Regions from separate parts of the Homo sapiens genome. Here region 2 is linked to region 1. A link is a contact called in ENCODE Hi-C or POLR2A ChIA-PET data. All regions are on one chromosome and are shown on one strand. The core of a region is the stretch at or near the end of the contact, and the rest is flanking DNA. Distances in the headings are between cores, read along the strand shown. Region 1 holds the start of PHF23 (PHD finger protein 23). Region 2 holds the start of ASGR2 (asialoglycoprotein receptor 2).

Evidence for each region. Hi-C counts contacts between places; a loop is a spot of excess contacts on that map. ChIA-PET counts read pairs that join two places held with the same protein, here RNA polymerase II (POLR2A). Pooled maps may share reads with other maps.
Region 2: POLR2A ChIA-PET joins it to region 1 with 11 read pairs in HepG2. The contact joins the promoter of ASGR2 here to the promoter of PHF23 in region 1. A Hi-C loop is called at or near these places in 2 of 50 pooled maps. POLR2A ChIA-PET finds 5 or more read pairs at or near these places in 2 of 52 experiments (GM12878 and HepG2).

The regions. Positions count from the first base shown.
Region 1 is chr17:7,236,788-7,242,013 of GRCh38, forward strand. It overlaps PHF23 (PHD finger protein 23), which reads right to left and starts at 2,670. Exons shown (of 5, transcript NM_024297.3): 1 at 2,459-2,670; 2 at 842-873; 3 at 598-690. The coding sequence starts at 2,492. It overlaps GABARAP (GABA type A receptor-associated protein), which reads right to left. Exons shown (of 4, transcript NM_007278.2): 2 at 4,814-4,892; 3 at 4,555-4,673; 4 at 3,221-4,132. The coding sequence ends at 4,067. RefSeq lists silencers at 938-1,417, 2,568-2,747, 2,798-2,937 and enhancers at 2,271-2,920, 3,048-3,137, 4,819-5,226.
Region 2 is chr17:7,113,558-7,119,237 of GRCh38, forward strand. It overlaps ASGR2 (asialoglycoprotein receptor 2), which reads right to left and starts at 1,265. Exons shown (of 9, transcript NM_001201352.2): 1 at 1,058-1,265; 2 at 560-753. The coding sequence starts at 683. RefSeq lists an enhancer at 1,417-2,203.

The sequences.
Region 1 (5,226 bases), core at 1,420-3,919:
AGGGTCAGCAGAACCCCAGTGTCATCTCAGCCCCTCCACAAACCCAGCTTGAAAAGGAGTGACTGGATTTACCCCAAAATGTCCTACCTCAACCACTAAATCCCACTGTACTCCAAAAACTTCTCCCCACCCCAATTCCCATCAGCATGTCCTCTTGACCAGTCCGTGTTACCTCTACCCTCAAGTCTGACACCTCACCGCTGCCCCTGCCCAGGGCCTGTGGAACACTGTATCACCCAGACCGGAGCCGTTATGTCCTTAGCTCTTTTTCTGTATAGCCTCATTTGTTACCATTTTCATCTCCCTAAAATTTATCCATAAACACCTTCCATTCACAGCACCTCAAGACTATGCCAAAATCTCAACCAGCGACTCCAAATCCCCCTTCCTTTTCACTGCTGTTCAAGCTAGCTATCCCGGCCATCCACTCCCCGCATACCAGCTTTCCTACCACAGCCCTAAGAGTCTCCAACTTCCCTGGTCTTACATATAATTTCTAAGGGCCTCCTTCTATAAAGCAATACAGTTCTGTTTGAACAACAGTCACTCTATAGTCCCACCACACCAGCCTCAAGTCAGTAATTCTCTTGCCCCTACCTCTTTGCTAGGGGGAATGTAACCAGCATATGCCAAAACAAAACTGCAGAATTTGTTGAAATCCTCAATTGTTCTCCGCCGTTTCTCTGGTGGCTGAAAGGAAGGAGATATGGATCACATGCAAAGCCACACAGTTTAAGAATGGCATTCCCAGAAACACAGTCCCTAAGTGAGGTCTAGAAAAGGGGGGCGGGGGGCGTTGTCAGGCAGGGCTACTAGGCTGCAAAGGTAAGGCAAACCTCACCTGAGTCTCTGGCTTAAGGGTCGGAGGTGGATCTGGAAAAGCAATAAAAGCTGAGTCAAGACACTAGGAACAATCTGTGTAAAACTCCCCCTCTAAACCCCGTTGTTCCTAAGTGAACCCCCTGCTCTCCCAGGTCCCTCTGCCAGGCCAGCAGGCCCCCAGCTGTGTTGGATCCGCCCCGGCTCCCCCTTCCGCCCCGCGAGGGGCGGAGCCTGGGCGCGGCGCCCTCTGAGGCCTCGCTATAGCGCTCCCCTTCCCCCAACCGGAGGCCCGGCGCCCCGCCCCCCCAACTCACGGTCTCTCTCGACTCCAGTCTACTCGGATCCCTCAGCGCCCCACCCCACCGTACCGCTCCCGGGGCCGCGTCCGGGCCGCCGCCAGCCGCCCCCGTCCTTCACACGCGCCCGGAGCCCCGAGTTCCTACCCGGCCGCGCTCCACCGCCTCGGGCCCTCCGAGACCGCACACGCCGCCCGCCAGCCCCCAGGGTCCAGGATGACCACGCCGAACCGCTCCCCGCCCTCCGGCCCCTTCTACTCGAGCACGCGGCCCGGCGCGCCCCTCACCCCCACCCCAGACACACACAGGCACACGCATCCAACGCTACTTCACGGCCGGGACAGACCCGGGAGCTCTAACCCGGACGCGGCCCCCACCTGCCCCCCCCCCCCCGCCCATACCGCGCTCCCCACAATTTCGCCGTCCCTCCGCCCCCATCCGGGGCTTTGGCCCCTCCCCGTCTCCAGCTTTTCGGGCTCCCCACCGGGCCCCCCGGCCCTGTTCCTAGCCCTCTCCGGCCGCCGCCCCCCCCTCCGCCCCCGTACTCACCACCCAGTTACTAGGCTATGGACCCCTCAACTCTGGCCCCTTCCCCCCAACCAGCCACTCTCTCTCTCTCTCCACAGCAGCCACCGCTGCTGCCGCCGATGCCCCCCTCACCCTCAGCAACTCCCAGGCTCTTAACCCTCGCGGACCAACCCTACCCCCCCGCCCGACAAGTCGCCGGTCTTAACCCCCCCCACCCCGCCCCACCACCCCCTACAACTACCCAGCTCGCCTCGCTTCCTGGCTCGCTCTCTCCACAACTACCCCCCGGTACAGGTCCGTCTGCCGTAGACAATACCCAGACCCCCTCTTCTCCCCACAACTACCTGCCCACCTCTCCGACAATCACCGGGCATTCTCCGGCGGCAACTACTCGGAGCTCCGGTACCACCGCCACAAACTACCCCACCTCGGCGAACTACCGGGCCCCTCACTCAGCCTCTTCTACGTCCTCCCTCCTGAGCAACTCTCCGGCCACTGGATTCCCCTAACCTTCCAGTTCCAGGGCCCCAATCTGCCGGTGGCCCTTTCGGGCCCTAACCCCCGAGGCTCCGGGTTTCAAGCTCCTATCCCCCGCACCCCCACACCGTCTGATCTCCAACTACCCCAGCCCAGTTTCCCACTCCTCTTTCTCCAAGGTCTCTCAACTCGTCGCTCTCCCACCTCCAGGGCCAGCCTCCCGACCCCCTCCCCGAACTCCCCCGCTGGGCTCCGGGGCTCGACCTCCAAGTTTGCCAATTGATTCCTCGCCCGCCCCCCGCCGGCTCAGCGCTCTGCACCGGTCGAGAGCTCACCTTCGGGACTGGGCTCCGCCATGGCTTCCAGCATCGCCCCCTCCCCTCCTCCCGGTCCGGCGCCCCCCTCCCCGGAGCCGGGGATCCCGGTGCCGCCTCTAGTGCTCGATGCTCCCACTGCTTCGCTCCACAGAAGTGTCCGCCTCAGCCCGGTTGAGACTCGAGTCCGCTAGCCGCTGCCGCCACCTCCCTCTACCACTGCCTCCCGCACTCCCGGACCGGGCCCCCTCCCCCCGCGCCGCCGGCCGCCTGCTCCCTCCTCCTCCTCCTCCACCTCCTCTCTCCTCCCTCCCTCCTCTTCTCTCCCTCCTCCCCCCGCCGGCGCCGAGGCGCAGTGCACCAAGGGTTTTGTAGTCCGTCCGGGAACAGCGGAAAAGGGACCGCATGAACCTCCGGAACTTTGATTCCCAGAAAGCCACAGGCTGGCGCAGGCGCACCAAGCCGCTCCCCTCCCCCGGGGAGCGGCGGGGAGACCAGGAGCCGGAGGGGAGAGCGGAAGTGCGCGCGCAGGCCCCTGGGAGATGTAGGCTGGGCGGGACCAAGAAAGAAGAGGAAGAAGGGATTAGAACTCTCGGCCACCATACTGCCTCGTTCTGCAGCTTCTTTCTCCCCAGGAGGACCGCCCCACTTCCGGCCTGCCGGAGAAATGATTGCTGGGAGTTGAAGTATTCCTGGCGATAATGGCTCCCGCTCCCAGTCTTCTCCCTCCCTGATTCCACTCTGCCGGATCCCACACACCGGCAAAAGTCTAGCCAAGTGACATGCAACTGAGAACAGCCGTTTTACTAGCTTGCACACATGAAAATATCTTAGTTAGAATGTTCTAGCAAATGTGGATGTTCACCTAAAGCAGGTACTTCGGAACTTTCTCCACAGGAACCCACAGTAAAAAAAAATTTTTTTTTACATGAGCATTTTTAACATTTAGTTTCACATGCGTGTTATAAAACTAAAGTTTCAAGAAATAATCCTCAGTATTCCATTCCATCACAACAAAAGCACCCTCTTTTTGCAGACAGGGAAAAGCCCAACATGAACAGAATAAACCAAAATATACTTCTATCCCTCCAGCTTGTACCCAGTACTCTTCTTTCCCCACCACTGAAACCCACTGACACCTTGGAAAGACTTAAAATCAGCGGGACGAGGGGAGCAACACAAGGCAAAATTCAGTTCAGCTTGGTGGTTTCCTCTTTATTGATGTGCCTCCTACCTTCCCCCCACAATTTCAGTCCCTTCCAACTACCCCCAAAAAAGAAGGTAGTGAAAGGAAGGGATTGCTGGGGTTCTGAGCCCCTTGGGCAGTCAGAAAGGGAACAGAAACCAAAACAATCACTGGATGTGACACAGACTGACAATCAAGAAGTCTACAGCAGGATGGGAAAGGCGGGCAGAGAAAGGGGAAGAAAGGAGAAAGGAGAGTTACAAGATGCCAACTCCACCATTACCCCTCCTAAGAGAGGCTGGAGAGAAAGCCACAAACATTAAGAAGTGCCGGTCCTGAATAAGGGAGGTGGTGTTTGAGCTTGAAGGAGGAGGAGGTCAAGAAAGGGGGGCCACCTCTCTCTTTGTAGAATGAGACCCCCCTCCAGCTCAGGGGCAGCAGCTTCACAGACCGTAGACACTTTCGTCACTGTAGGCAATGTAGAGAAAGAAGTCTTCTTCATGGTGTTCCTGGGATGAAAGCAGAAAACTGTTCAGCAACTGGGCTCCAGTAACTTAAACCAACCACGACCCAGACACGTTCTTCTAGAACCACAAACCATTGCCTGACTCCTTCACTGACTCCAAGGCCTACCACACGAGCAGTATAATCTCTGCAGTCCTGGGCAAAAAGGCCTCAAACTGTTTTCTGCTGCTTTGGAATGGGGAGGGGGACTGGGAAGAGTCCCGAACAGATAGTTTCTCTAGCTCACTGTTCTCTTTCCTTCTCTCTACTCCTACTGTTCTGTCCAAACCCCCAACCCACGGCTATTATGAAACTTTAAGGCAAGCCAGGAAGCTAGTCCAAAACTACTGATGTAACAACACTTTCTTCCCCTCACGCTCTTCCAAGATTCCTCTCCAAAGCCTCCACCACTTCCCAGTCACCATACCTGGTACAGCTGACCCATTGTGGCACTGGTGGGTGGAATGACATTGTTGACAAAGAAAAACAAGGCATCCTCAGCTCGGAGATGAATTCGCTTCCGGATCAAGAAGTAGAACTGACCAACTGCAAAAGATACAAGATGCAAGAAAGTCACAGAGGTCAAAAATGCCCTCAAAAGAACAGCTGCTAGGTGGAGCCTCCTCCCGCAGAGACTGCACTCCCACCCACAGGAAGCAAGCCTGAGTCTTGGATCAGGTTCCCACCTGTGAGATCAGAAGGCACCAGGTATTTCTTTTTGTCCAGGTCTCCTATCCGAGCTTTGGGAGCCTTTTCTACTATCACCTGATAAAGAGATGAAAATTAGGAGACAGAAGGAATGCAGCCCCGAAGCTGCACCTGTCAAGAACTCAAGAAACAATATTCCTAGCACCTAAATCTACCCCAGATTCATCTCTTTGTCTTTGTACACGCGGTGCAGCACTGAGTCCCAGAGATCCTGACCTCACTGACTGGAGCTCATTTAAATATCCAGGATCCATCCCCCAATAGGGCGTCACCATAAACAACTATCTTAATCAGACGGAGGTGACTTGTTTGGGTCGACTAGTGATTCAATCTCGCAACCTTAGCTAGCTGGGGGGATGACCATTTGAAGCTCAGGCTGTCAAACTCTCTA
Region 2 (5,680 bases), core at 15-2,514, 120 kb before region 1:
CAACATACACACAACATACACACACTCACATACACAACATACACTCGCACAACATACACACATGCACAAGATACACACACAACACACAACATACACTCACACACAAGATACACACAACATATACTCACACAACATACACACACAACACACTCTCACACACAACATACCCTCTCACATACACGACATACACACACACAACATATGCACGCTCTCGCGCACATATACACACACACAACATTCACTCACACACACACACAGAGTCCCAGCTGAATCTGCATTCCTCATATGCACATACGTGCACACGCACATACGAGGCACATGTGTTCTTGGGTTGGGAGGAGAAGGGCAGGCAGTTATCTTCCAGATCTCCCCACACCTCTGGCACATGCCTTTCCTGGGGTCCTGGGGTAGACAGGAAGGTGAGGTGAGGGAACAAGCGGGGGTGTCGGGCCCTCCTCAGTCCCTGTTCACAGAGTGGGTGCGGCAGAGACCTCAAAGGGACAGAGCAATCATGAGCTGAGACAGAGGGGGAGCAAAGCCGCAGAAACTGCACACTTGCCTTTCAAAAATGGATTTCCTCTCCTGGGATTCAGCCTGCGAGTGCCTGGCCCCTCACCTTGATGGAAAGGATGGTCATTTTCCTCCGAGCTCAGCTGCTGGATATCTTGAAAGTCCTTGGCCATGATGGGGCCCGGGCTGGAGCTGGAGCTGGAGCTGGGCTGGGCTGGGCTGAGGTTGCTCTGAGGGCTGGGGCTGGGGCAGAGGTGCAGATTCACGTGGAGGTTGATGGTGGGATGGAACGCAGGGTCGGAGGGGTTCGGGGTGGTGGCCTGGGTAGGATCTGAGGTTGGCAGGGCGTTTGGGATGAGGTTTGAAATCCCGCTGGGTCCTTTCCCTTCTCAGGAGACCGCTTGGGCCTTGACCTGGCCAGGAGACCCCTCCCCACGCTCATGGACCCGACCACCCACAGCTTCCCATGGGGTCCTCCCCATCCCTGAACCAAGGCCTCCTTGTTCCCAAGCATCCTCGTCCCAGTTGCCTCCCCAGCCTCAGTTACCTGTGAAAGGTGTGGAGAGCGGACACCTGGCTCCCGCAGGCAACCCTGGCCTTGGCCAAGGAGGGGTTAAAGCCAGGAGAACTGGGGCAGGTGGAGCTCACAGGGGAGAGGAGAGTGGAGGAGGGGCTGGTCCGGGCAAGGCCTGCACTGGAGGGTCTGAGTGTCCAAGCTCTAACCTGGCACCTCCTGGCCTGGGACTTTGGACAGTAAACAGAAGAGGAAACAGAGCTGTAACTCATTTGTGGGGTGGGGGCAGGGGACGGGGCTATCTCTGTTCTTATTCCCAGAGAGGGGGGTCCCCTGGGCTGCGCTCAACTCCACACGCCACTCACCCCACTCATTGCACCATTTGGAAGGGGTGCCAGGCCAGGAGGGGCTGGGGTGCAGTTTGCCGTTTCCCTCTCTCCCTCCCCCTCTCACTTCCTGCCTCCGAATTTACCAGAACTGTGGGTGTCTCCAAATATCCCTGACCAGGATCACAGCGACCAGTTCTCTACTCTTGCCCAATCCGGCATCTGAACCACAGACCCCAGCTTCCTGTGGGCTCGGCCACCAGACTCTCAGCTCTGGCCCAACTCGCTTCACTCTCCTGGAGAGTAAAGCCTCTCAAATCCAGAAGCTTCAGCAGGAGGAGGAAGGGGCTTTGCAGAAAAACAGCTCTCCTCGCAGGAGGAATCCAACCTCAGAGAGCCCCGTCCGGCCCAGACCCTGCCCCAGCCCAGGCAACACAAACACTGTCCTCAGGCCCAGCCACTGCCCTAAATTCTCCAAGGTGTTTCTTCATTTATCACAGCACAACACCCCCACGAGGCAGGACTTCTGTTACTCCCATTTCACAGGGTTCGGAAGCGGAGCCTCGGAGAGATGAGGCAACTTGCTCTAGGTGGTGGCCCAGGTGAGTAGAGAAACTGGCAAAGCAAAATGGAGTAAAGAGGGGAAAATAACATCATAACAAAAGGTCTGGCCGGGCACGGTGGCTCACGCCTGTAATCCCAGCATTTTGGGAAGCCGACGTGGGTGGATCACCTGAGGTCAGGAGTTCGAGACCAGCCTGGCCAACATGGTGAAACTCTGTCTCTACTAAAATACAAAAATTAGCCGGGCGTGGTGGCAGGGGCCTGTAATCCCAGCTACTCAGGACGCTGAGGCAGGAGAATCGATTGAACCTGGGAGGCGGAGGTTGCATTAGCCAAGATTGCGCCATTGCACTCCAGCCTGGGCAACAAGAGAGAAACTCCATCTCAAAGAAAAAAAAAAGAAAGAAAGAAAAAGAAAAGAAAAGGTCTTCATGGTCCTACGAGGAAGACTGGCTTCCATGAAGCAAGGAACGTGGCTGACTGTCTACACTTGCGCTAACAATAGCTCGGGAAAGAAAACACAGTTTTTGTGCATGATTTTCTGACCCTCACCAAACTTGGGCGGATGGCTACGGGCAGGGTTTCTTATAAAGCTGCTCGTTTCCCCGGGTGCCGAAAAGGAATTCAAACAGAGGCCTTTTCTGTTCTTGTAACTTGCTGACCCACATGGGAAGTAGCCACCCCCCCAGTACCCTGACATTCCCACCCAGCCACCAGGCAGCAGCAGCCGCTGGGCTCTCTGACTGCAGCCCACAGCGAGAGACGAATTTCATGCTGTGATCCAGAACATACACACAAGCACCCGCACACACAGGTGCATTTGTATGTGTTACTTTCTCCTGGATCCCCAGTGCCTGCCACACAGTAGCTGCTCAACAAGTATCTACTGAGTGAGTGAGTGAATAGAATAATGCGTTTGGAAATACACGGTTGACACTAAAGTTTGATGGGACAATGCTCACCTTACTACGTGCCTTCTGTTGAGTTTCCCAGTCCATTAATGGGTCACAACTCAAAGTCTGAACAACACTGCTGTGAAGCCCCCATCTTAAGGGGCATGTGGATTTAGTCCTGAGATACAGGTAAGAGCTTCACAGATGGATTGTCTACTGCATGTCAAGCTTTGCCAACTGCCAACCAGGGATGGGGCCATCCTCATTGGCCACCCCTTTGACTGAACCAATTCCACGTTTCAGGGCTTGTCACTTACACCCCCACTCACGGCACTACAGGGAGAGAAGGGACAGAGAAAGCCAGACTCATCTGCGTCCTTCTCTTTCTCCCTATTTGAAAATCATTTTAACTTAGAAGTTAACATGTACTTGGACTATTTCTGAAGTTTCCATATTGTTGGAGGTTTTCTGTTTTGGGTTATGGAATCCTATTTTCTTTGATTGATTTTTTTTTTTTTTTTTTTTGAGACAGAGTTTCACTCTTGTCACCCAGGCTGGAATGCAATGGCGCGATCTCAGCTCACTGCAACCTCCACCTCCCGGGTTCAAGTGATTCTCCTGCCTCAGCCTCCTGAGTAGCTGGGATTACAGGCATGCACCACCACGCCCGGCTAATTATTTGTATTTTCACCATGTTGGCCAGGCTGGTCTTGAACTCCTGACCTCAGGTGATCCGCCCATCTCAAACTCCCAAAGTGCTGGGATTATAGGCGTGAGCCATCGCGCCCGGCCTTATTTGGTTGATTTTGATTTGGGGTTTATTTGTACCTCAGACACAAAGGTTAGATTGGTCATATTCCTTACTTCATGACACTAGGTCTTCCTCAGAGGTCTGAGCTAAACCTTTGTCCTGTTTCGTTCTTCCCTAGCTCCCATCCTGTTTCCCCTCACTAATTCTATACTCTCTACTCTCTATAGGCAGCCAGAAGTCTGAGTGCCCTGACAGTCCCCACAGATGGTGCCCATCAATTTCTCCCCTCACCACATGTGCAAGTCACACCACTCAGCCAGGGGTAGAGTCTGTTTCCCCTCCCCTTGAGTCTGGGCTGGCCCTGTGACTTGCCTTGACCAACAGAAAGCACTAGAAATGACACTCTGCCAGTTCTGGGCCTGGACCTCAAGAAACCTGGTAGCTTCAGTTTTCAATCTTGGAAGTCAGTCACCATGCTATGAGGAAGTCCAACTATCCTGCCAGAGAGAGTCCTGGGGGATAAGACAGCACATGGAGAGAGAAAGAGGCCACACAGAGGTGCACTGAGGCCCCAGACATGTGAGCAAAGTCTTCTGGGAGTTTCCAGGGCAGCCCAGTCACCAGCTGATTGTATCCAAGTGTTTCACTCCAACCAATACCCCGTGGACCGCCCAGCCTAGCCCTGCCCAAATTTCTGACCCAGAGAATCTTAAGAAAAAACAGTTGGTTTAAGCCACTGGAGCTTTGGGGTGGTTTATTATGCATCGGTAGATAGCTGAAACAATATATATTACTAAATATGTAGGTACCCTTATAAAATATGTGATGGGGTTTGCATGTCTATCTGTTCTGTATTTACATACACAGAACTTTCATATATCTCATTTGTTTCTGATCTTTTTCACTCAACAAGAAATTTTTTAGAGCTATTTGTATTGCTATTTGTTACAATGGATTGTTACATTGCTATTTGTTTATCTGGTTTGTTGCTATGAACTGCTGCACAGTATTCAATGGTGTGTATCCATCACAGTTTATTTCCCCTAATAATGAACTCAGGTTGTTGCCAACAACTATCACAATTAACATGACGACTGATGTCCTCATCGTGTTCCCATGTGGACCTAGGTGAGAATTTCTCTTGAAACTGTATCCAGGCCAGGTATGGTGGCTCAGGCCTGTAATCCCAACACCTTGGGAAGCTGGAGTTGGGAGGATCACTTGAGGCCAGGAGTTCAAGGCTGCAGTGAACTATGATCGCACCACAGCATTCCAGCCTGGGCAACAGCAAGACCCTTTCTCAAAAAAAAAAAAAAAAAAAAAAAAGGAATGAAAGAAAAGAAAAGAGAAACGAAGGAAAGGAGGGAGGAAGGAAGGAAGGAAGGAAGGAAGGAAGGAAGGAAGGAAGGAAGGAAGGAAGGAAGGAAGGAAACTATATCCCCGAATGGTATTGCTCATTCGCAGAGTATTGCCATACCTAATTCCACTCAGGACTGCCAGACTGTTTTCCAGAATGGCTCTGCCAGTTCACACTCCCACCAGCAGTATACGAGGGTTCTCTTTTTGGCTTTGTCGCTTGATATTATTAACATCGCAATTGTTGCCAAGCTGATGCCATATCCTTGTTCTTTTATTTTGCATTTCTGGCTAACAGTGGGTTTGAACATTTCTTCATCGATTTATTAATCATTTGGGTTTCCTCCTGCATGAATTGCCTTTTCATATCCTTTACCAGTTTTTCTATTGGCTTTCCTGAATTCACTTTGTTGATAAGCCAGAATTTCCTGTATGTTCTACTTGTTCAGAAAACGAGACCTTTTGAAAGTTAAAAAATATATACATGTTGTTAACTCCAGAAAAATTAATAGAAGCTCTGAAACATAAAATTTAGAAAATCTTCCAGGAAAAAAAAAAGACATAGGTTTTTTTTTTTTAAATGATAAAAGTTAAATTGGGAGAAATTATTTTTTCTCTGGTCTCATGCTACTGAATATATTTCCCACTAGGGAAACTAGACAATCTCCAGACTCCCTTTCTCTCTTTTTTTTCTTTCTTTCTTTTTTTTTTTGAGACAGAGTTTCCTTCTTGTTGCCCAGGCTAGAGTGCGGTGGCCGCGATCTCG